5 separate regions of the Homo sapiens genome follow, and all the other regions are linked to region 1. A link is an interaction called in ENCODE POLR2A ChIA-PET data of the cell type or tissue named here. Cell type or tissue: endothelial cell of umbilical vein. All regions are shown on one strand.

Region 1 (5,000 bases):
CAGCACTTTGGGAGGCCGAGGCGGGCGAATCACGAGGTCAGGAGATCGAGACCATCCTGGCTAACACGGTGAAACCCCGTCTCTACTAGAAATACGAAAAGAAATTAGCCGGGAGTGGTGGCGGGCGCCTGTAGTCCCAGCTACTCGGGAGGCTGAGGCAGGAGAATGGCGTGAACCCGGGAGGCGGAGCTTGCAGTGAGCCAAGATAGCGCCACTGCACTCCAGCCTGGGAGGCAGAGGGAGACTCTGTCTCAAAAAGAAAAAAGAAAAAAAAAGAAAAAAGAAAAGAAAGAAAACAGGAACTAGGGAGGGGCAAGGAAGCAATCAGGATGAATGAGGGGTCCGGCATCTCATTGTCTGGGTGACTTTCAGTTCTTTGATATCTTTTTTGAGAGGCCTGAAGGAAGGAACTCAAATAAAACAAATATCGAGTTTCAAACTTTCAGATCAGAAGGGTCCATTTCTATGTTTATCCAAAAATCTACGTATGGGACTATTGGGTGGGTTTCAGACCAAGAAAGAGTGTGCATATCAAAGTCTGCGGTTAACCAAAGAGAAAACATAATTTTCCGACCAATAGGATGTATGGGGGTCAAAGAACGACCAGCCTACAGTACTGTTTATTGGCCTGAGCATACGGAAGGATGAAGTTGCACCAGCGAAATGGGATTAAGCTGCAGGTGCGGGCTGGGCGCGGTAGCTCACACCTGTAATCCCAGCACTCTGGGAGGCTGAGGTGGGTGGATCACTTGAGATCAGGAGTTTGAGACCAGCCTGACCAACATGGTGAAACCTCGTCTCTAATAAAAATACAAAAATTAGCCGGGCGTCATGGCGGGCACCTGTAGTCCCAGCTACTAGGGAGGCCGAGGCAGGAGAATTGCTTGAACCCGGGAGATGGAGGTTTTAATGAGCCGAAATTGCGCCACTGCCCTCCAGCCCAGGCAACAGACCGAGACACCTTCTCAAGCAAAAATAAAAACAAAAAGCTGCAGGTGGAAAAAAAAGTCTGGATTTTGGTTCAGAGCCCCTGGGGCCTTCCTCAGTAGTTTTCTCTTTCCTTGAAAAAGGAAGCTTGTCTCAGTCTCTGCATCTCTCTGAGTCCTTTTGGAGATTGAGGATGGTGAGGTCTCAGTGCTTGGCCCCCTTCTAACTCTGGGTACCTCCCCTCCCGTGGGTCAACCTGGTCCAGTGCACAGGCCCCAGCTCCGACGACCATCTCCCCCCTACCCTTTGCTCCCAGCAAAGGCCATTTCTAGGTCAGTCGTGAGGTACAGCCAGGACAGGGCAGCTCGCTCCGAGATTTTTGGCTCTCGAAGGCCTTGAGCGCTGTGGTTCTGCAGAACGCTGTCTGCCTCTGGTGGAGGAACTGACACCCGCTGGAGAAAGTGTGGAGGGAAGCGAGGGCTGCACCTGCACGCAGGAGCTGAGGCAAGCGGCGGTTCCCAGCTCTCAGTGCAAAAGACATTTGTCATCTGAGAGGCTGGACTCAGTTATTATAATTTTCAATTTTGTCAATAAAAACCGAATGGAAATTTGTTTTCTTACTTGTAGAAACCTCCTCACAAGACCTCCCATCTTACATTCCAGGGAGACTTAGCAGGGTATTCCGCCAAGACATAGGTTAGACTGCGGTTCTGAACTGCAGACCTCGATGCCCTGCGCCGGGGCACCAGGGCATGGGCAAAGCCCTCCCCCTACACAAAGCAAGGGTGTTATGCCTACAACCGAACGGGGACACTAAGAGCCCCCAACATGCACGGTTTTCATTCCAAAGAAAACCACCAGTTCTGAGTACAACTTCCACCTGGCTCTATTAACTGAGTACACGTTTCCCCAGCACAGAAATCCTACAAACTCCCGTGAATGCTGTGGTGAAAAGCAGGAGCTGCCAGGGCAAGATGGATCGCACCTGTAATCCCAGCACTTCAGAAGGCTGGGCGGACCACTTGAGCCCAGGAGTTGGAGCCCAGCCTGAGCAGAATGGTGAAACCGCTACGAAAAAAGAAAAAGAAAGAGAAAGAAAAGAAAAGAAAAAAAAAAAAAGAGAAAAAACTAGCCGGGTGTGGTGGCGTGCGGTTGTCCTACTCGGGAGCCTGAGATGGGAAGATCGCGCCACTTCTCCAGCCTGGACGGTACAGCGAGACTTGTCTTAGGGAGGGGGGGAAAAAACAACAACAAAAAAACAGAGGCTAAGAGGTAACTCCGAGGATGACAGAAAACACCAGAGTTTTTAAGAGATGTTAGAAGCCCTGGGAGCACTGAACAAACCAGAAAGCTCCCGACCCTTGATCCCTGAGCTCCACCTAGCAAGTACCGCGGCAGCTAACCTGGGAGAACAACCCAACCAACAGAGACTGAAATTCGCCTCCCAAGAGAGCAAGTGGATAGTTCTAAGCTGTCCCCAAACATGGCCTCACAAAGGAAAACTAACCGTTGCGAACGGAAACAACTGACCGGACAGAACACAGCCACAAAACACGAGCCCGCACCCTGAATTACAAAAACACTTACGGCTCACCTACTATTCGCACCACAGAAGCACCAAGAGAAAGCGCGAACGTAGTTCCCTACTATCACAAATTATGCACTCGAGTTTCCCACACTTGGGGAAATCGCAGGGGTCAGCACATCCGGAACGCAATGGATAAGCTTCGCCCTGAGAAAAACCACCTTCGTGATCATGGTATCTCCCCTTCCAGGTAAGTATGAGCTTTTGCACCTCCGCCCCGCCACAGCCTCACACGCTTCACCCTTTACACGCACGGTCACTTGCCCCGCGAACGCCCCCCCCCCCACCCCACCCCCCCACCGCCCACAGCCCTCCTAGCCCTGACACACAGCTGGGACTCTCAGGTCCGACCAGCGGTCCTGAACCCGCTCCCACGGCACGGGAACTCCTTAGTGGCGAAGCAGCAGCCCCTGCGCTGCCTCATCTACATAGAAATCGCCCTATCCGTGATGTCACCGACAGCGCCTTTCCCAGTCCCCGTCTGCTCTTCCGCCCCACCCTCCGCCGACTCAGCCGATCAACCCGCTGCCGGAGCTGGCGGAGGAAGTGACGTCTGTCTCTTTCTCCTTTTCCTCCTGCCATTGTCCTTTGGGGAGGTGTGCAGAGATCCCGCGTCTGGTCTCCCCCTAAGACTGTGGTACTTGATCTGTGTCCTGCAGAGAACCCTTCTGGCGGCCAACAGGAAGCTTGTGCACCCTTCTTCAGATAATGTCTTTTAATGCGCAGACTTGAACGTTTAGGATTACAAGGAAAACCGGTTCCTTTCAAACCTGTTTATCTTTGTGATGTAGCATTCCGTTTCAAGTTGAAAGCCGTTCAATGTCAGAGAGAAAACATATCTATGAAACCAGAGAGGCTGCTCAGATGGGTTGCAAACTAGCCATCCTTACTGGTTTTACCACTAGAAGTGTTACAAAGACAGTTGTCCAATTTTATGAATCTTGAAGGGTTTTTTGTTGTTGTTGTTGTTATTTCAAATACAGTGTAATACAAAAATATGTGGCCCCCGCAGAGACGATTGGACACTCTCAGGCATGGTGATGGAGTTTGTCATCTCTTCCACGGCCATCTCAGAACCTTAGTGCTTACCTCATGTTAGTATTTTATATTCTCCAAAGACACAAAGATAATCCCAATTTGACAAAACAAACAAAAAAACATCTAGGGCATGTCTTATTTGAGGCGCTTAACAAATGACTGGATCATCTCCCTTGTATATAACCCAGAAAACACTGTGAAGTAGAGCAAAATTGGAAAGCCCAAGTCAAAGACCATTTGCAAATTTCAAGTAGATTCCAGTCTGTTGCTCAAATCACAAAACATGAAATGGAGGGGTCTCCCTTGGAGACCATAAAGTCTGTGACATGGTGGCCAGTTGGGTCACTGGAAAACATGGCAAAATATTGAAAATGAGGGATTAGGTGAGAGTGTAGCAACTGAACACTAAATGCTTGATCCAGGTGCCATTCCTGGATACTGACAGGGAGACACATTGTCCAGGTAATACTGGAAAAATACTTTCTATAGTGTAAACCACAAATAAAATTCCAAGCCCCTCAACTATTTGAATGCACCCCTCCTCTCAGCCAGGGTCATTCCAAAGTTAACCTGAAAAACTGGTTCAGACCATGATGGGAAGTAGGGGTCAGATATGCCTCATTATACCCTCCTTCCTTTGGAATTCAGGCACAACTGACCAGCACATCCGACCAGGCCCAACTGACATTACAACAGCGATCTCAAGACTTTTTGTAGCAATAAGACACCAAACTCCAGGCTGACTCTAGTGTAGCATTACATGACAGATAGCAGGCCCTGAAAGAAATACAAATATTTTACCCTAAAATACATTTTTTATCATATTTTGAAATGTCCCTACAAAGTTGTCTCTTGTGGGGAAAGTCTACATGCTACAGGGAATCCCTTTCCAGGCCTTTTCCCTAATCTAGGCACCTTTTTAAGTCTGATAAGAAACATTTACAATCAATTCTCTCTGAAGCCTGCTACCTGGAGGCTTCATCTGCATAATAAGAACAACCCCTTAACACAGAGACTGCCTTCTATGGATTCCAGGTCTTTAGATAAACTCTTTCAACCAATTGCCAGTCAAAGTATCAGAAAATAACGGCTGGTAACTATGTAATTATGCATATATATGAGTAGAATTTTGGGGGTGGGCACAGTGGCTCATGCCTGTAATCCCAGCACTCCCTCAGGAGGCTGGCAGATTGCCTGAGTCCAGGAGTTTGAGACCAGCCTGGGAAACATGGTGAAACCCCATCTCTACAAAAAAAAAAAAAAAAAAAAAAATTAGCCAGGCATGGTGGTGAGCACCTGTGGTCCCAGCTACTCAGGAGGCTGAGGTGGGAGGGTTACTTGAGCCTGGGAGGTGAAGGTTGCAGTGACCCAAGCTTGCAACACTGCACTTCAGCCTGGATGACAGAGGAATGGGCCTTCACTAGACACTGAACCTGCTGGCAACTTGATC
Region 2 (5,000 bases), 870 kb after region 1:
CCTCGCGGGCTCCTCGCAAATTGAATAAACGCCCCCTGAAGCTTCTCTTCAAGTCACAGGGAAGGGGAAGGTGGCTGCCGACCCGGCGGGAGAAGCCGGCCCTGCCCCTGGTCCTTGAAGACAGGTTTGGCCAGGCTGATTTTGACTGGTAGGCCCAAAGAAAAGCCTCAAGGGCAGACCAAACTCCGACAGGCTCCGAGATTAAGGCTTTCAAACGTCTGATCGTTTTCAGCTTGGTCAGTAAAATCGATCCCGCCTTTATCAGGAGATTCCTTTGCCAAAGTTCAGAGAACTGGGGTTCCCGCTGCTTGCCACACAGAAAACCGATCACTGAGACGGTTATTGCCAAGGAAGAGGCTTTAATAGGGTGCTGCAGCGGAGGAGATGAGAACTCAGTCTCAAATCCATCTCCCTGACCAACCAAAATTAGAGGCTTAGATGGCAGGGAAAGAATGTGACAATGTGTAAGAAAACAGGAACTAGACCAGGCGCGGTGGCTCACGCCTGTAATCCCAGCACTTTGGGAGGCCGAGGCGGGCGGATCACGAGGTCAGGAGATCGAGACCATCCTGGCTAACACGGTGAAACCCCGTCTCTACTAGAAATACGAAAAGAAATTAGCCGGGCGTGGTGGCGGGCGCCTGTAGTCCCAGCTACTCGGGAGGATGAGGCAGGAGAATGGCGTGAACCCGGGAGGCGGAGCTTGCAGTGAGCCAAGATAGCGCCACTGCACTCCAGCCTGGGAGGCAGAGGGAGACTCTGTCTCAAAAAGAAAAAAAAAAAAAGAAAGAAAAGAAAGAAAACAGGAACTAGGGAGGGGCAAGGAAGCAATCAGGATGAATGAGGGGTCCGGCGTCTCATTGTCTGGGTGACTTTCAGTTCTTTGATATCTTTTTTGAGAGGCCTGAAGGAAGGAACTCAAATAAAACAAATATCGAGTTTCAAACTTTCAGATCAGAAGGGTCCATTTCTATGTTTATCCAAAAATCTACGTATGGGACTATTGGGTGGGTTTCAGACCAAGAAAGAGTGTGCATATCAAAGTCTGCGGTTAACCAAAGAGAAAACATAATTTTCCGACCAATAGGATGTATGGGGGTCAAAGAACGACCAGCCTACAGTACTGTTTATTGGCCTGAGCATACGGAAGGATGAAGTTGCACCAGCGAAATGGGATTAAGCTGCAGGTGCGGGCTGGGCGCGGTAGCTCACACCTGTAATCCCAGCACTCTGGGAGGCTGAGGTGGGTGGATCACTTGAGATCAGGAGTTTGAGACCAGCCTGACCAACATGGTGAAACCTCGTCTCTAATAAAAATACAAAAATTAGCCGGGCGTCATGGCGGGCACCTGCAGTCCCAGCTACTAGGGAGGCCGAGGCAGGAGAATTGCTTGAACCCGGGAGATGGAGGTTTTAATGAGCCGAAATTGCGCCACTGCCCTCCAGCCCGGGCAACAGACCGAGACACCTTCTCAAGCAAAAATAAAAACAAAAAGCTGCAGGTGGAAAAAAAAAAGTCTGGATTTTGGTTCAGAGTCCCTGGGGCCTTCCTCAGTAGTTTTCTCTTTCCTTAAAAAAGGAAGCTTGTCTCAGTCTCTGCATCTCTCTGAGTCCTTTTGGAGATTGAGGATGGTGAGGTCTCAGTGCTTGGCCCCCTTCTAACTCTGGGTACCTCCCCTCCCGTGGGTCAACCTGGTCCAGTGCACAGGCCCCAGCTCCGACGACCATCTCCCCCCTACCCTTTGCTCCCAGCAAAGGCCATTTCTAGGTCAGTCGTGAGGTACAGCCAGGACAGGGCAGCTCGCTCCGAGATTTTTGGCTCTCGAAGGCCTTGAGCGCTGTGGTTCTGCAGAACGCTGTCTGTCTCTTGTGGAGGAACTGACACCCGCTGGAGAAAGTGTGGAGGGAAGCGAGGGCTGCACCTGCACGCAGGAGCTGAGGCAAGCGGCGGTTCCCAGCTCTCAGTGCAAAAGACATTTGTCATCTGAGAGGCTGGACTCAGTTATTATAATTTTCAATTTTGTCAATAAAAACCGAATGGAAATTTGTTTTCTTACTTGTAGAAACCTCCTCACAAGACCTCCCATCTTACATTCCAGGGAGACTTAGCAGGGTATTCCGCCAAGACATAGGTTAGACTGCGGTTCTGATCTGCAGGCCTCGATGCCCTGCGCCGGGGCACCAGGGCACGGGCAAAGCCCTCCCCCTACACAAAGCAAGGGTGTTATGCCTACAACCGAACGGGGACACTAAGAGCCCCCAACATGCACGGTTTTCATTCCAAAGAAAACCACCAGTTCTGAGTACAACTTCCACCTGGCTCTATTAACTGAGTACACGTTTCCCCAGCACAGAAATCCTACAAACTCCCGTGAATGCTGTGGTGAAAAGCAGGAGCTGCCAGGGCAAGATGGATCGCACCTGCAATCCCAGCACTTCAGAAGGCTGGGCGGACCACTTGAGCCCAGGAGGTGGAGCCCAGCCTGAGCAGAATGGTGAAACTGCTACGAAAAAAGAAAAAGAAAGGAAAGAGAAAGAAAAGAAAATAAAAAAAAAAAGAGAAAAAACTAGCCGGGTGTGGTGGCGTGCGGTTGTCCTACTCGGGAGCCTGAGATGGGAAGATCGCGCCAGTTCTCCAGCCTGGACGGTACAGCGAGACTTGTCTTAGGGAGGGGGGGAAAAAACAACAAAAAAAACAGAGGCTAAGAGGTAACTCCGAGGATGACAGAAAACACCAGAGTTTTTAAGAGATGTTAGAAGCCCTGGGAGCACTGAACAAACCAGAAAGCTCCCGACCCTTGATCCCTGAGCTCCACCTAGCAAGTACCGCGGCAGCTAACCTGGGAGAACACCCCAACCAACAGAGACTGAAATTCGCCTCCCAAGAGAGTAAGTGGATAGTTCTAAGCTGTCCCCAAACATGGCCTCACAAAGGAAAACTAACCGTTGCGAACGGAAACAACTGACCGGACAGAACACAGCCACAAAACACGAGCCCGCACCCTGAGTTACAAAAACACTTACGGCTCACCTACTATTCGCACCACAGAAGCACCAGGGGAAAGCGCGAACGCAGTCCCCTACTATCACAAGTTATGCAGTCGAGTTCCTCACATTGGGGGAAAATGGCAGGGGTCAGTACACCCGGAACATAACGGATAAGCCTCGCCCTGAGAAAACCACCTTCGTGATCATGGTATCTCCCCCGCCAAGTAAGTATGAGCTTTTGCACCTCCGCCCCGCCACAGCCTCACACGCTTCACCCTTTACACGCACGGTCACTTGCCCCGCGCACGCCCCCCCCCCCCACCCCCCCCGCCCCCAGCCCTCCTAGCCCTGACACATAGCTGGGACTCTCAGGTCCGACCAGCGGTCCTGAACCCGCTCCCACGGCACGGGAACTCCTTAGTGGCGAAGCAGCAGCCCCTGCGCTGCCTCATCTACATAGAAATCGCCCTATCCGTGATGTCACCGACAGCGCCTTTCCCAGACACCGTCTGCTCTTCCGCCCCACCCTCCGCCGACTCAGCCGATCAACCCGCTGCCGGAGCTGGCGGAGGAAGTGACGTCTGTCTCTTTCTCCTTTTCCTCCTGCCATTGTCCTTTGGGGAGGTGCGCAGAGATCCCACGTCTGGTCTCCCCCTAAGACTGTGGTACTTGATCTGTGTCCTGCAGAGAACCCTTCTGGCGGCCAACAGGAAGCTTGTGCACCCTTCTTCAGATAATGTCTTTTAATGCGCAGACTTGAACGTTTAGGATTACAAGGAAAACCGGTTCCTTTCAAACCTGTTTATCTTTGTGATGTAGCATTCCGTTTCAAGTTGAAAGCCATTCAATGTCAGAGAGAAAACATATCTATGAAACCAGAGAGGCTGCTCAGATGGGTTGCAAACTAGCCATCCTTACTGGTTTTACCACTAGAAGTGTTACAAAGACAGTTGTCCAATTTTATGAATCTTGAAGGGTTTTTTGTTGTTGTTGTTATTTCAAATACAGTGTAATACAAAAATATGTGGCCCCCGCAGAGACGATTGGACACTCTCAGGCATGGTGATGGAGTTTGTCATCTCTTCCACGGCCATCTCAGAACCTTAGTGCTTACCTCATGTTAGTATTTTATATTCTCCAAAGACACAAAAATAATCCCAATTTGACAAAACAAACAAAAAAACATCTAGGGCATGTCTTATTTGAGGCGCTTAACAAATGACTGGATCATCTCCCTTGTATATAACCCAGAAAACACTGTGAAGTAGAGCAAAATTGGAAAGCCCAAGTCAAAGACCATTTGCAAATTTCAAGTAGATTCCAGTCTGTTGCTCAAATCACAAAACATGAAATGGAGGGGTCTCCCTTGGAGACCATAAAGTCTGTGACATGGTGGCCAGTTGGGTCACTGGAAAACATGGCAAAATATTGAAAATGAGGGATTAGGTGAGAGTGTAGCAACTGAACACTAAATGCTTGATCCAGGTGCCATTCCTGGATACTGACAGGGAGACACATTGTCCAGGTAATACTGGAAAAATACTTTCTATAGTGTAAACCACAAATAAAATTCCAAGCCCCTCAACTATTTGAATGCACCCCTCCTCTCAGCCAGGGTCATTCCAAAGTTAACCTGAAAAACTGGTTCAGACCATGATGGGAAGTAGGGGTCAGATATGCCTCATTATACCCTCCTTCCTTTGGAATTCAGGCACAACTGACCAGCACATCCGACCAGGCCCAACTGACATTACAACAGCGATCTCAAGACTTTTTGTAGCAATAAGACACCAAACTCCAGGCTGACTCTAGTGTAGCATTACATGACAGATAGCAGGCCCTGAAAGAAATGAAAATATTTTACCCTAAAATACATTTTTTATCATATTTTGAAATGTCCCTACAAAGTTGTCTCTTGTGGGGAAAGTCTACATGCTATAGGGAATCCCTTTCCAGGCCTTTTCCCTAATCTAGGCACCTTTTTAAGTCTGATAAGAAACATTTACAATCAA
Region 3 (5,000 bases), 730 kb after region 1:
TCCTGACCTCGTGATCCGCCCCCTACGGCTTCCCAAAGTGCTGGGATTACAGGCGTGAGCCACCGTACCTGGCCCATTACGTTATTTTTTTTAAAATCAATGTGACTCTTTTGACAAATTAGAATGGCTCAATAATCTTGGTTACGCTGGGCACGGTGGCTCACGCCTGTAATCCCAGCGCTTTGGGAGCCAGAGGTCAGGAGTTCGAGATCAGCCTGGCCAACATGGTGAAACCCTGTCTCTACTAAAAATACAAAAATTAGCCGGGCATGGTGGCGGGCTCCTGTAATCCCAGCTACTCAGGAGGCTGAGGCAGAAGAATTGCTTGAACCTGGGAGGCAGAGGTTGTAGTGAGCCAAGACCGCGCCACTGCACTCCAGCCTGGGCGACAGAGTGAGACTCTGTCTGAAGGAAAAAAAAAAAAGAGAGAGAGAGAGAAATTTGGTTTTAGAACAAGACAAATTAAATGGGAGACTTACTTGCAATGAGACCTAGAAATTTCCAAATTTCTAAATTTCTAAAATTTCTAAAAGAACTGAGAAAATTGCGCCGGGCGCGGTGGCTCAGGCCTGTAATCCCAGCACTTTGGGAGACCGAGGCGGGCGGATCATGAGGTCAAGAGATGGCGATCATCCTGGCCAACATGGTGAAACCCCGTCTCAACTAAAAATACAAAAAATTAGCCGGGCTTGATGGCGGGCTCCTGTAGTCCCAGCTCTCGGGAGCCTGAGGCAGGAAAATTGCTTGAATCCGGGAGGCGGAGGTTGCAGTGAGCCGAGAGCACACCACTGCACTCCCGCCTGCCAATAGAGCCAGACTCCATCTCAAAAAAAAAAAAAAAAAAAAAAAAAAGAACTAAGAAAATTGCCTCCATTGAGGAAGTAAGCTTAAGGAGGTAAACTGACACGTTTTCTGAATTGAGAAATATTGAGGAGGCTTTGTCTCTTTCGCCTCCAACTGCTCCTTCTCCTCCTGCCCCTGCACCTGCATAGTCTTTCTTACCTGAGCCTTCCTGTCCTGCCTTGCCTCTTCTTCCATCACCATCACCTGAGGAAAGTCCCCAGGGCTCTGGCCCCTTCCCTGAAACTTCTGTTCTGACAGCCCCTTTCAAGGTAAAACCCAAACCCACAGGAAGAGGGGAGCCTACCATTGTGTACACCGCTTCACCAAAATGTGAATTAAGAATATTATAGCCGGGCGCGGTGGCTCACGCCTGTAATCCTAGCACTTTGGGAGGCGGAGGCGGGCGGATCACAAGATCAGGGGATGGAGACCATCCTGGCTAACACGGTGAAACCCCATCTCTACTAGAAATACAAAAAATTAGCGGGGCGTGGTGGCGGGCGCCTGTAGTCCCAGCTACTCAGGAGGCTGAGGCAGGAGAATGGCGTTAACCCGGGAGGCGGAGCTTGCAGAGAGCCGAGATCGCGCGACTGCACTCCAGCCTGGGCAACAGAGCAACACTTCATCTCAAAAAAAATAAATAAATAAAAATAAATAAAAAAAAATAAAGGACTTCCCTGATCTAAAGTTAAACACATTTCGTTCTTCTGTTTCTAAAGCAGGCTCCAAGATCCTATAGGCTTTGGCAGAAAATTCGACTTAACTGTCGAAACCTTTGAGCCCAAATATTCTGGCCTTTATCAATTAATTCACATTCTGGTGAAGAAGGCAAGGCCACTAACTGGTTGCAAAAGGCAAATTGGAAGGATTTTCAAGCAGAACATGAAAGGTTCACATTTTAGCCAAATATGTGCATGTTGCCATTCCCCAGGTCCTTCCTAAAAATATAGATTGGAGGATAATTCAGCAATGTACTAAAAAGCCAGACAAATCTGCCTTTGCTTACTTAAAATGGTTTGAGAGCCAGGCGTGGTAGCTCATGCCTGTAATCCCAGCACTTTGGGAGGCTGAAGCGGGTCGATCCCTTGAGGTCAGGAGTTCGAGACCAGCCTGCCAACCTGGTGAAACCCTGTCTCTACTAAAAACACAAAAATTAGCCAGGTGGCTACTCAGGAGGCTGAAGCAAAAGAATCGTTTGAACCCGGGAAGTGGAGGCTACAGTGAGCTGAGATCCTGCCACTGCAATACAGCCTGGGTGACAGAGCGGGACTCTGTCTCAAAAAGAAAAAAATTAGCAGGGTAGTAGAAATATAATGCACACGAGAATGATAATCATGAAGACAATCTGTATTCCAGAATAGTAAGGGAACCTATTCCATTAGGGAGCCAACTGAAAATATAAAATCGCAGTTCACACCCCAGGGTGTGGTGTCACATGCCTGTAGTCCCAGCTACTCGGGAGGATTGGTAAGGAAGTTTGCTTGAATTCATGAGGTCAAGGCAGAAGTAACCCTGATCGTGCCACTGCACTCCAGCCTGGGGGACAGTGAGACCTTGTCTCAAAAACAAACTAAAAAACAAACAAAAACCCCCACAAAACCAGACAACAACAACAAATTGTCTCCTCACTCTGAACTGACAGCGGCAAACAACACTTTGCTATTGGAAAATTGAAAGAAAAACACTCCCTCTTGCTGTCAACCTGCCTTCTTGCCCTAACATTTCTGACCCATGGTTTAAAATGCCCAAAAGCTGATGTACTCAATTTCACTTACCTGTTCTGCACCAGCATTTATTTTTGTGTGGAGGAGATCACCATGCATGGTCCTATAAATGTCTAATGGCATGGAATCATGAAGGGCCGTGTCTTTTAGGATATTTGGATATTTATACACATATACATATATATATATATATCTGAAGAAACCCAACATTACATATATATATGTAAGCGGAATGCTTCATCACAAGGGTAAGGACGTGAAAAAAAAGTTTCTTTTGTCATCCTAAACGTTCTCGTCTGCGAATTAAAGGCCATTATTTGAAGAAGGGTGCCCAGGCTCCAGCTGGTCGCCGAAAGGTTGCTCCGCAATAGAAGCTAAGGACCAGCTTCTTTGGGAGAGAACAGACAAGGGAGCGGGAGAGAAAAAAGGGAGAGACAGACGTCACTTCCCTTTGCCGGCTCAGCAGCGGGTTGGTCGGCTGAGTTGGCGGAGGTTGGGGTGGAAGAGCAGACGGGGACTGGGAAAGGCACTGTCGGTGACATCACGGATAGGGCGACTTCTATGTAGATGAGGCAGCGCAGAGGCTGCGCTTCGCCACATGCTGCTTCGCCACGAAGGAGTTCCCGTGCCGTGGGAGCGGGTTCAGGACCGCTGGTCGGACCTGAGAGTCCCAGCTGTGTGTCAGGGCTAGGAGGGCTCGCGGGTGCGCGGGGAAGTGACCGTGCGTGTAAAGGGTGAGGCGTACGGGGCGGAGGTGCAGGAGCTCATATTTACTTGGCAGGGGAGATAACGTGACCACGAAGGTGGTTTTCCCAGGGCTGAGGCTTATTCATTGTACTCCGGATGTGCTGACCCCTGCGATTTCCCCAAATGTGGGAAACTCGACTGCATAATTTGTGGTAGTGGGGGGCTGTGTCCGTGCTTTTCCCTGATTTCTTTTTTTCTGGTTTCAAAAATAGACCGTACGCTCCTTGTTACTGCTTTCTTTCATTGGTTTGTGTTTTTTGTGGTGCCCTTAAGTGTTACTGTTACAGTCAGAAGCCTGCAAAATAGGAAGTGGCATGTCGCTGTCTTTCTCGCTGGAGAAGTAAGGAGTGTCAGCCGGTTTATCCTAGGCTAACCAGCGCGAAGACTGCATAGCTCTTCCCTTTGAACATAAGGCTGCTTATTGCAGAAATTGATCCACGGTCTCCAGCGTCTTGGGTTCTCACGCTCTGTGAAGATTTTCGTGTTTTTCTCTAGCTTCCAGAGTCCCCTTTTACACAGCGTCTGCTTCTAACCGCAGCCCCCTCAGGAGTTTGTAGGATTTCTGTGCTAGCGGGGAATGTGTTCTCACCTCACAGAGCCAGGTACAAACTACGCAGACGGGGGCTGTTCTTTGGGATGAAAGCAGGGCCTTTGGGGCTCTTAGTGTCCCCGTTCGTTTGCAGACATAACACGCTTACTTTGTGGAGTGGAACGGCTCTCCCGGAGCCCAGGTGCCCTAACGCAATTCATCGAGGCCCGTAGGTCAGAACCGCAGTCTCACCTGTCTTGGCCGAAATGCGCTGCGGTCCTCCCTGAAACATAAGGCGGGAAGTTTTATGAGGAGACGGGTCCAGTTTCCCTACTATCTCCTGCCGTTTACATATCTAGTCTATCTTCAGACTTTATTTAAGCGACAGCTTCTTGTTTGATGTCTCGCTTCTACATCCTACATCCACTGCCAGGCAGCTTTCTAGATAGCACCCCGACCCATCCTTCCCACCCCCAAGCAGCCCTTTCCTATTTCTGGCGCCAGTGTCCTCCCCCCTTCCTCTTTCTTCAAGACCCCCCTTATCACCTTCATGGACAGAAAATACTTAGCTCTCTCCGAACCTGCAGTTTGCACCTGACACGCGTCAGTACCCTGGAAAATTCCTTAATACCCCTTCTCAAATGGCACTGTAAATTCATCTCTTTTTAACTCCCAGAAGTATCTAATTGGTTTTGTCCCCGCACTACATGAATAGTAGTATTTCAGTACAGAAGAAAACCCCAGGCCTAGCGATGGCCGTTCTGGGCATTTTGCCAGCCTCTCCCAGGGTGCGTTTTCTGACCTCACCTACTTCTGATCAGCTGAGGTCAGGAGTTCGAGACCAGCCTGACCAACATTGCGAAACCCCGTCTGTACTAAAAATACCAAAAAAAAAAAAAAAAAAAAAAAATGCCCAGCGTGGTGGTGTATGTCAGCAAGGCTGTAATCCAAACTACTCAGGAGGCTGAGGCAGGAGAATCTCTTGAACCCAGGAGGCAGAGATTGCAGTGAGCTGAGATCCTGCCACTGCATGCAATACAGCCTGGGCAACAGAGTGAGGCTCTGTCTCAAAAAAAAAAAAAAAAAAGAAAAGAAAAGAAAAAAGAAAAAAAAATTAGCAGGTTAGTAGAAATATAATGCACACGAGAATGGCAACC
Region 4 (5,000 bases), 1.1 Mb before region 1:
TTCAGTACTTTGATAGCTTTTTTGACAGGCCTGAAGGTCATTTCCTGAGGAAGGAACTCAGATAAAACAAATACTAAGTTTCTTTCTTTTTTTTTTTTTTTTTTTGAGACGGAGTCTTGCTCTGTCGCCCAGGCTGGAGTGCAGAGTGGCGCGATCTCAGCTCACTGCAACCTCCGCCTCCCAGGTTCATGCCATTCTCCTGCCTCAGCCTCCCGAGCAGCTGGGACTACAGGCACCCACCACCACACCCAGCTACTTTTTTGTATTTTTAGTAGAGACGGGGTTTCACCGTGTTAGCCAGGATGGTCTCGATCTCCTGACCTCGTGATCCACCCGCCTCGGCCTCCCAAAGTGCTGGGATTACAGGCGTGAGCCACCGCACCCGGCCAACAAATATTAAGTTTCAAGCTGTAAGACCAGAAGGGTCCATTTCTAGGTTTATCCAAAAAAGCTACATATGGGACTGTGGGGTGGTTTTCAGACCAAGAAAGAAAAAGATTGTGCAGACCAAAGTCTGCAGTTAACCAAAGAAAAAACATAATTTTCTGACCAATAGGATGTATGGGATCAGAGAATGACCAGGCTATAGAAGAACCGTTTTTTGTCCTGAGCATAGGGGAAGGATGAAGTTGCACCAACTAAGGTGGAATTAAGCTGCAGATGGGGAAAAATCTGGATTTTGGTTCAGAGCCCTGGGGTCTTCCTTGAAAGAAGAACCCTGTCTCGGTTTCTGCCTCTCTCTGAGTCCTTTTGGAGGTTGAGGATGCTGAGGTCTTGGTGCTTGGCCCCCTCTAGCCCTGAGTACTTCCCCTCCTGCAGGGCAACCTGGCCCAGTGCCCAGGTCCCAGCCCCAGCGACCATTTCCCCCTACTTTGCTCCTAGCAAAGGCCTGAAGGCCTAGCGGTTCCTGCAGAACCGCTGTCTCCCTCTTTTGGATAAAGCAGAGAGGAAATGACCTGTGTGGAGGGAATCAGGGGCTGCATCTGCACGGAGGAGCTGAGGCAAGTAGGGCAGTTGCGGTCTGTCAATGTAAAGGACATTTGCCATCCAGGAGGTTGGGCTGTTATTATTAGTTTTTAAATTCGTCAATACAAACTTCAGGGAAATGTGTCTTCTTACTTGTAGGAACCTCACAAGACCTCCCATCTTATATTCCAGGGAGAATTGCTGCGTATTACACGAACACATAGGTGAGACTGCCATTCTGACCTGCAGGCCTCGATGCCCTGTGCAGGGGCACCAGGGCACTGGCAAAGCCCTTTCCATACAAAGAGCAAGCGTGTTATGTCTACAACCCAATGGCACCAGTTCCAAGTACAATTTCTACTTGGTTCTATGAGCTGAGTACACGTTCCCCCCAGCACAGAAATCCTACAAACTCCCATGAATGCTATAGGGAAAAGCAGGGGCTAGCCAGGTGTGATGGATCATACGTGTAATCCCAGCAGTTTAGAAGGCCAAGGCAGGGCGGATCACTTGAGTCCAGGAATTGGAGACCAACCTGGGCAACATGGCGAAACTTCAACTCTTAAAAAAACAAAACAACAACAACAACAACAACAAAACAAGAACAGAAATTAGCCGGCTGCGATGGCTCGTGCCTGTGCTACTCCAGAGGCTGAGGTGGGAGGATCGCTTGAACCAAGATCCCACCAGATACAGTGAGACTCTGTCTCAGGGAAAAATACAAACAAAAAAAAGAGGCTCTGTAAGAGGTGACTCCGGGGACAATGGAAAAACACTAAGGTTTTCAAGTGGTGTTAAAAGCCAGTAGGCCTTGGGGACCACTGAGCAATCTACAAAGCAGGGAAGCCTAGATCCCTGAGCTCTGCCCACCAAGTACCACCACAGCTAACATGAGAGACCTCCCCCACAGAGACTGAAATTTGCCTCCTGAGGAAACAAGTGACTACAGACATCTGTCCCAGGACAGTAAACAAGAAAATAAGGTCTCACAAAAACAAAAACAGCTGACCACACCATACAATCACTGAGACTGGGCCTGCGACTATAGATGAAAAAAACAAATGCTGTCTATTATTCATACCATGAAAGACCAGGGGAAAGCACGAACGCAGTCCCCTACTACTGTTGCGGGAATCAGGAGAACAAAGAGACCAACGGGTGGAACAGAAGGATTTTATTGAATGCACTCGGGCCTAGCATGAGCCCCGAAGAAAGACAGGGGGCTTGACTTTTATACACACTTCTGAAAGGGGGTTGGCTAGTTTGAATGGTGCAGCAGGAATTTGATGGTGTGAAACTCGCGGGGCAGGCAAGAGGGCTTACAGAAGCAGAAAGAAGGCAGTTAATCAAACTGTGACAGGTCTTGCAACGCAAGCACAGCTGGTAACCTTGCAGCTGCACTGAATGGAAATCAGGAACTTACAAAACTTGAATAATGACAAGTGGCAAGGGGGAAAGACAAGGCAGTAAAGACATTTGTTGTTTTTCCTCTTATACTTGCTGGGGGCGGACCGTGTTGACAAAGTCGCTGGAAATCACTGTCAGAGATGTAGCTTTTAGGATAGTATTGTCCAGGATCTGCTAGGCTCTATCCACTGCAGGCCTTGGTGGGGGGGAGGGGGGCCCTGCCAAGCACAGGAAAACTTGTCTTTTCGTTGTAACTTCTGCTTCGTTACTACAAATTACACAGCTGAGCTTCCCACCTTGGAGAAAATGACAGAACAGCACACTTGAAATGAAATAGTTGAGTCGGGTTTAAAAGGCATTTCAGTAACCATAATATCTGCCCTGCCACATAAATAAGATTGCACCTATCTCCGCCCCGCCACAGCTCCATACGCCTCACCCTTTAAACGCACAGTCACTTGCCCCAGCACCACTCCAGCCAATCCCCAACCACCCCCAGCCCTCCTAGCCCTCACACACAGCTGGGACTCTCAGGTCCGACCAGCGGTCCTGAACCCGCTCCCACGGCACGGGAAATCCTTCGTGGCGAAGCAGCAGCCCCTGCGCTGCCTCATCTACATAGAAACGCCCTATCGGTGATGTCACCGACAGTGCCTTTCCCAGTCTCCTTCTGCTCTTCCGCCCCACCCTCCGCCACTCAGCCTACCAACCCGCTGGGGGAGCCGACGGAGGAAGTGACGTCTGCTGTCCCACCTCTCCCTCCCGCCCTTGTCCTTTCCGGAGGTGCGCCCAGACCCCGCATCTAGTATCCCCCAAAGAAGCGACTACTTAACCTGTGTCCTGCGGAGGACCCTTCTGGCGGCCAGCTGGAAGCTGTGCGCCGGTCTTCAAATAGTGGCTTTTAATTCGCAGACTAGAACGTTTAGGATTACAAAGAAAACCGTTTCCTTTCAAAGCTGTTTATCTTTGTGAAGTAGCATTTTGCTTAAAATTGGAAGCCTTTGACTATCAGAGAGAAATCACATCTATGAAACTAGAGAGGCTGCTCAGATGACTGCAAACCAGCCATCCTTGCTGGTTTTACCAGTAGTAGTGTTATAAAGAATGTTGTCCAATTTCATGAGTCTCGTAGGTTTTTTTTTTTGTTTTTCAAATACAGTATTGTACAAAAAGGAAGCAGAATGTGGTTGCTGTCACAATGTAATGCCTCTCTGGGCCTGAGAATTTGGAAAGGCTCACACTCCTCATAAAAGTTCTCTTCTTTCCTCATTCTCCCTTTAGATAAAAAGTCTTTTTTTTTTTTTTTTTTTGAGACGGAGTCTCGCTCTGTCGGCGGGATCTCGGCTCACTGCAAGCTCCGCCTCCCGGGTTCACGCCATTCTCCTGCCTCAGCCTCCCGAGTAGCTGGGACTACAGGCGCCCGCCACCACGCCCGGCTAATTTTTTGTATTTTTAGTAGAGGCGGGGTTTCACTGTGTTAGCCAGGATGGTCTCGATCTCCTGACCTCATGATCCGCCCGCCTCTGCCTCCCAAAGTGCTGGGATTACAGGCGTGAGCCACCGCGCCCGGCCAGATAAAAAGTCTTTCTTGAAAGCATTGTCGATCAAAAGCTGTATCTCTCCTTGCCAGAAAGGCTCATTCCCAGATAGTCCTGTCCCACACTGGGGGCAGGGGAGGAAAGGAGCCCTCTCACTAAGGAATTTTTAACAGTGCCCAGAAGCTGAATTGGCATCACAGAATTGGGGGCGGGGGGGGGGGGGAGACAGAGAGATCTCGGCCAATTCTATAGTTGCTGTCACTTGTTGAATCATCTCTAGTCTTCAGAGTACCATGAATTTCGTTTCTCAAAAGAAGTAAAACAATGAGAAATACATAACATTAATAATTTGACTAGTGGAGATATAATGCACACAAGAATGATAATCACAAAGAGAATCTATATCCCGAAACAGTAAGGGAACCTATTCCATTAGGCAGCCAACTGAAAACATCAGGGAAAACATCAAATACCATTTCTTCTTTAGTGATTTCTTGTAGCCAAGTGGCTTCTTTTCTAATTTTTTTTTCTAGAGAAGGTTCTACTGCATGGGAAACATTTATGTATATGCAACAAAAGGTATTTGCCACCACACATACATCTCCCTGCTCAGCTAAATATATCATCTAAAGTGATGTGATTACCTAGTACAACCTTAGCCAGTGAATAAATAGCTTTTTATTGAGCTGCAAAAGAGGCCGCAGTTTCGTCAGCAATGTTTTTCTTTCTTTTTTCTTTTTCTTTCAGAGACAGCATCTGTCTCTGTGGCCTAGGCTGGAGTGCAGTGGTGCCATCATAGCTCACTGCAGCCTCCAACTCCTGGGCTTAAGTGATCCTCCTGCCTCAGCCCCCGAGTCACTGGGATTACAGGCCAGAGCCACCATGCCTGGTTTTCATCAGCAGTGTTTCCTGAGGTTACAGAAAGATTTATAATCCTGGGAAGAAACACTCCCTTGAAGCAAAAGTGCTCTCCCCGCAAAAATGCAAGGAGCTATCTTCTTGCTAGCCGGGCAGATAATTCTCAGGTTTTGCCGCACTGAATCTCTATCTAAAATAGAGCAGTGGTCATGCCTAGTGAAAAGTTAGAGG
Region 5 (5,000 bases), 740 kb after region 1:
ACTAGGCATGACCACTGCTCTATTTTAGATAGAGATTCAGTGGGGCAAAACCTGAGAATTATCTGCCCGGCTATCAAGAAGATAGCTCCTTGCATTTTTGCGGGGAGAGCACTTTTGCTTCAAGGGAGTGTTTCTTCCTAGGATTATAAATCTTTCTGTAACCTCAGGAAACACTGCTGATGAAAACCAGGCATGGTGGCTCTGGCCTGTAATCCCAGTGACTCGGGGGCTGAGGCAGGAGGATCACTTAAGCCCAGGAGTTGAAGGCTGCAGTGAGCTATGATGGCACCACTGCACTCCAGCCTGGGACACAGAGACAGACGCTGTCTCTGAAAGAAAAAGAAAAAAGAAAGAAAAACATTGCTGATGAAACTGCGGCCTCTTTTGCAGCTCAATAAAAAGCTATTTATTCACTGGCTAAGGTTGTACTAGGTAATCACATCACTTTAGATGATATATTTAGCTGAGCAGGGAGATGTATGTGTGGTGGCAAATACCTTTTGTTGCATATACATAAATGTTTCCCATGCAGTAGAACCTTCTCTAGAAAAAAAATTAGAAAGGAAGCCACTTGGCTACAATAAATCACTAAAGAAGAAATGGTATTTGATGTTTTCCCTGATGTTTTCAGTTGGCTGCCTAATGGAATAGGTTCCCTTACTGTTTCGGGATATAGATTCTCTTTGTGATTATCATTCTTGTGTGCATTATATCTCCACTAGTCAAATTATTAATGTTATGTATTTCTCATTGTTTTCATGGTACTCTGAAGACTAGAGATGATTCAACAAGTGACAGCAACTATAGAATTGGCCGAGATCTCTCTGTCTCCCCCCCCGCCCCCAATTCTGTGATGCCAATTCAGCTTCTGGGCACTGTTAAAAATTCCTTAGTGAGAGGGCTCCTTTCCTCCCCTGCCCCCAGTGTGGGACAGGACTATCTGGGAATGAGCCTTTCTGGCAAGGAGAGATACAGCTTTTGATCAACAATGCTTTCAAGAAAGACTTTTTATCTGGCCGGGCGCGGTGGCTCACGCCTGTAATCCCAGCACTTTGGGAGGCAGAGGCGGGCGGATCATGAGGTCAGGAGATCGAGACCATCCTGGCTAACACAGTGAAACCCCGCCTCTACTAAAAATACAAAAAATTAGCCGGGCGTCGTGGCGGGCGCCTGTAGTCCCAGCTACTCGGGAGGCTGAGGCAGGAGAATGGCGTGAACCCGGGAGGCGGAGCTTGCAGTGAGCCGAGATCCCGCCGACAGAGCGAGACTCCGTCTCAAAAAAAAAAAAAAAAAAAAAAAAGACTTTTTATCTAAAGGGAGAATGAGGAAAGAAGAGAACTTTTATGAGGAGTGTGAGCCTTTCCAAATTCTCAGGCCCAGAGAGGCATTACATTGTGACAGCAACCACATTCTGCTTCCTTTTTGTACAATACTGTATTTGAAAAACAAAAAAACAAACCTACGAGACTCATGAAATTGGACAACATTCTTTATAACACTACTACTGGTAAAACCAGCAAGGATGGCTGGTTTGCAGTCATCTGAGCAGCCTCTCTAGTTTCATAGATATGATTTCTCTCTGATAGTCAAAGGCTTCCAATTTTAAGCAAAATGCTACTTCACAAAGATAAACAGCTTTGAAAGGAAACGGTTTTCTTTGTAATCCTAAATGTTCTAGTCTGCGAATTAAAAGCCACTATTTGAAGACCGGCGCACAGCTTCCAGCTGGCCGCCAGAAGGGTCCTCCGCAGGACACAAGTTAAGTAGTCGCTTCTTTGGGGGATACTAGATGCGGGGTCTGGGCGCACCTCCGGAAAGGACAAGGGCGGGAGGGAGAGGTGGGACAGCAGACGTCACTTCCTCCGTCGGCTCCCCCAGCGGGTTGGTAGGCTGAGTGGCGGAGGGTGGGGCGGAAGAGCAGAAGGAGACTGGGAAAGGCACTGTCGGTGACATCACCGATAGGGCGTTTCTATGTAGATGAGGCAGCGCAGGGGCTGCTGCTTCGCCACGAAGGATTTCCCGCGCTGTAGGAGCAAGTCCAGGACCACTGGCTGGACATGAGAGTCCCAGCTGTGTGTTAGGGCTAGGAGGGCTCGGGGTGGTTGGGGATTGGCTGGAGTGGTGCTGGGGCAAGTGACTGTGCGTTTAAAGGGTGAGGCGTATGGAGCTGTGGCGGGGCGGAGATAGGTGCAATCTTATTTATGTGGCAGGGCAGATATTGTGGTTACTGAAATGGCTTTTAAACCCGACTCAACTATTTCATTTCAAGTGTGCTGTTCTGTCATTTTCTCTAACGTGGGAAGCTCAGCTGCGTAACTTGTAGTAACGAAGCGGAAGTTACAACGAAAAGACAAGTTTTCCTGTGCTTCGCAGGCCCCCCCTCCCCCCCCACCAAGGCCTGCAGTGGATAGAGCCTAGCAGATCCTGGACAATACTATCCTAAAAGCTACATCTCTGACAGTGATTTCCAGCGACTTTGTCAACACGGTCCGCCCCCAGCAAGTATAAGAGGAAAAACAACAAATGTCTTTACTGCCTTGTCTTTCCCCCTTGCCACTTGTCATTATTCAAGTTTTGTAAGTTCCTGATTTCCATTCAGTGCAGCTGCAAGGTTACCAGCTGTGCTTGCGTTGCAAGACCTGTCACAGTTTGATTAACTGCCTTCTTTCTGCTTCTGTAAGCCCTCTTGCCTGCCCCGCGAGTTTCGCACCATCAAATTCCTGCTGCACCATTCAAACTAGCCAACCCCCTTTCAGAAGTGTGTATAAAAGTCAAGCCCCCTGTCTTTCTTCGGGGCTCACGCTAGGCCCGAGTGCACTCAATAAAATCCTTCTGTTCCACCCGTTGGTCTCTTTGTTCTCCTGATTCCCGCAACAGTAGTAGGGGACTGCGTTCGTGCTTTCCCCTGGTCTTTCATGGTATGAATAATAGACAGCATTTGCTTTTTTCATCTATAGTCGCAGGCCCGGTCTCAGTGATTGTATGGTGTGGTCAGCTGTTTTTGTTTTTGTGAGACCTTATTTTCTTGTTTACTGTCCTGGGACAGATGTCTGTAGTCACTTGTTTCCTCAGGAGGCAAATTTCAGTCTCTGTGGGGGAGGTCTCTCATGTTAGCTGTGGTGGTACTTGGCGGGCAGAGCTCAGGGATCTAGGCTTCCCTGCTTTGTAGATTGCTCAGTGGTCCCCAAGGCCTACTGGCTTTTAACACCACTTGAAAACCTTAGTGTTTTTCCATTGTCCCCAGAGTCACCTCTTACAGAGCCTCTTTTTTTTGTTTGTATTTTTCCCTGAGACAGAGTCTCACTGTATCTGGTGGGATCTTGGTTCAAGCGATCCTCCCACCTCAGCCTCTGGAGTAGCACAGGCACGAGCCATCGCAGCCGGCTAATTTCTGTTCTTGTTTTGTTGTTGTTGTTGTTGTTTTGTTTTTTTAAGAGTTGAAGTTTCGCCATGTTGCCCAGGTTGGTCTCCAATTCCTGGACTCAAGTGATCTGCCCTGCCTTGGCCTTCTAAACTGCTGGGATTACACGTATGATCCATCACACCTGGCTAGCCCCTGCTTTTCCCTATAGCATTCATGGGAGTTTGTAGGATTTCTGTGCTGGGGGGAACATGTACTCAGCTCATAGAACCAAGTAGAAATTGTACTTGGAACTGGTGCCATTGGGTTGTAGACATAACACGCTTGCTCTTTGTATGGAAAGGGCTTTGCCAGTGCCCTGGTGCCCCTGCACAGGACATCGAGGCCTGCAGGTCAGAATGGCAGTCTCACCTATGTGTTCGTGTAATACGCAGCAATTCTCCCTGGAATATAAGATGGGAGGTCTTGTGAGGTTCCTACAAGTAAGAAGACACATTTCCCTGAAGTTTGTATTGACGAATTTAAAAACTAATAATAACAGCCCAACCTCCTGGATGGCAAATGTCCTTTACATTGACAGACCGCAACTGCCCTACTTGCCTCAGCTCCTCCGTGCAGATGCAGCCCCTGATTCCCTCCACACAGGTCATTTCCTCTCTGCTTTATCCAAAAGAGGGAGACAGGGGTTCTGCAGGAACCGCTAGGCCTTCAGGCCTTTGCTAGGAGCAAAGTAGGGGGAAATGGTCGCTGGAGCTGGGACCTGGGCACTGGGCCAGGTTGCCCTGCCGGAGGGGAAGTACTCAGGGCTAGAGGGGGCCAAGCACCAAGACCTCAGCATCCTCAACCTCCAAAAGGACTCAGAGAGAGGCAGAAACCGAAACAGGGTTCTTCTTTCAAGGAAGACCCCAGGGCTCTGAACCAAAATCCAGATTTTTCCCCATCTGCAGCTTAATTCCACCTTAGTTGGTGCAACTTCATCCTTCCCCTATGCTCAGGACAAAAAACGGTTCTTCTATAGCCTGGTCATTCTCTGATCCCATACATCCTATTGGTCAGAAAATTATGTTTTTTCTTTGGTTAACTGCAGACTTTGGTCTGCACAATCTTTTTCTTTCTTGGTCTGAAAACCACCCCACAGTCCCATATGTAGCTTTTTTGGATAAACCTAGAAATGGACCCTTCTGGTCTTACAGCTTGAAACTTAATATTTGTTGGCCGGGTGCGGTGGCTCACGCCTGTAATCCCAGCACTTTGGGAGGCCGAGGCGGGTGGATCACGAGGTCAGGAGATCGAGACCATCCTGGCTAACACGGTGAAGCCCCGTCTCTACTAAAAATACAAAAAAGTAGCTGGGTGTGGTGGTGGGTGCCTGTAGCCCCAACTGCTCGGGAGGCTGAGGCAGGAGAATGGCATGAACCTGGGAGGCGGAGGTTGCAGTGAGCCGAGATCGCGCCACTGCACTCCAGCCTGGGCGACAGAGCAAGACTCCGTCTCAAAAAAAAAAAAAAAAAGAAAGAAACTTAGTATTTGTTTTATCTGAGTTCCTTCCTCAGGAAATGACCTTCAGGCCTGTCAAAAAAGCTATCAAAGTACTGAAATTCATCCAGAAAATGAGATGCTGGGACCCCTCATTCATCAT

Evidence for each region. ChIA-PET counts read pairs that join two places held together with the same protein. Peaks named below come from ENCODE experiments on the same cell type or tissue, not always from the same donor. Only the 100,000 strongest peaks of a DNase experiment are listed, where the experiment ranks them.
Region 2: POLR2A ChIA-PET joins it to region 1 with 5 read pairs; 9 of 35 experiments call an interaction of 5 or more read pairs at or near these places.
Region 3: POLR2A ChIA-PET joins it to region 1 with 6 read pairs; 12 of 35 experiments call an interaction of 5 or more read pairs at or near these places.
Region 4: POLR2A ChIA-PET joins it to region 1 with 5 read pairs; 2 of 35 experiments call an interaction of 5 or more read pairs at or near these places.
Region 5: POLR2A ChIA-PET joins it to region 1 with 7 read pairs; 12 of 35 experiments call an interaction of 5 or more read pairs at or near these places.

Annotation. Positions count from the first base shown.
Region 1 is chr1:145,278,826-145,283,825 of GRCh38, reverse strand. RNVU1-14 (RNA, variant U1 small nuclear 14) reads right to left here and starts at 2,710; the gene lies at 2,547-2,710. It also overlaps the pseudogene LOC101060170. RefSeq lists silencers at 1,994-2,333, 2,501-2,790 and an enhancer at 2,235-2,959. In endothelial cell of umbilical vein, no CTCF peak of the experiment used is centred here; a DNase peak (open chromatin) is centred at 2,615; H3K4me3 peaks cover 937 bases.
Region 2 is chr1:144,410,796-144,415,795 of GRCh38, reverse strand. RNVU1-15 (RNA, variant U1 small nuclear 15) reads right to left here and starts at 3,220; the gene lies at 3,056-3,220. RefSeq lists enhancers at 1,369-2,058, 2,059-2,746, 2,613-3,321 and silencers at 2,827-3,121, 2,946-3,295. In endothelial cell of umbilical vein, no CTCF peak of the experiment used is centred here; DNase peaks (open chromatin) are centred at 3,115 and 3,554; H3K4me3 peaks cover 1,028 bases; H3K27ac peaks cover 798 bases.
Region 3 is chr1:144,550,277-144,555,276 of GRCh38, reverse strand. RNVU1-2A (RNA, variant U1 small nuclear 2A) reads left to right here and starts at 3,334; the gene lies at 3,334-3,498. It overlaps LOC105379574 (a long non-coding RNA gene), which reads right to left and starts at 3,062. Exons shown (of 2, transcript XR_001737761.2): 1 at 2,619-3,062. In endothelial cell of umbilical vein, no CTCF peak of the experiment used is centred here; DNase peaks (open chromatin) are centred at 3,076 and 3,466; H3K4me3 peaks cover 1,115 bases; H3K27ac peaks cover 1,095 bases.
Region 4 is chr1:146,385,215-146,390,214 of GRCh38, reverse strand. The region is part of intron 3 of LOC112268274 (a long non-coding RNA gene); the gene reads left to right. It overlaps LOC100996756 (a long non-coding RNA gene), which reads right to left and starts at 3,668. Exons shown (of 2, transcript XR_159169.5): 1 at 2,893-3,668; 2 at 2,126-2,669. In endothelial cell of umbilical vein, no CTCF peak of the experiment used is centred here; a DNase peak (open chromatin) is centred at 2,674; H3K4me3 peaks cover 289 bases; H3K27ac peaks cover 719 bases.
Region 5 is chr1:144,543,735-144,548,734 of GRCh38, reverse strand. No RefSeq gene overlaps it. Among named protein-coding and RNA genes, the nearest start is that of RNVU1-2A, 5.7 kb to the left of the region's middle. In endothelial cell of umbilical vein, no CTCF peak of the experiment used is centred here; DNase peaks (open chromatin) are centred at 1,686, 2,050 and 2,304; H3K4me3 peaks cover 771 bases; H3K27ac peaks cover 1,019 bases.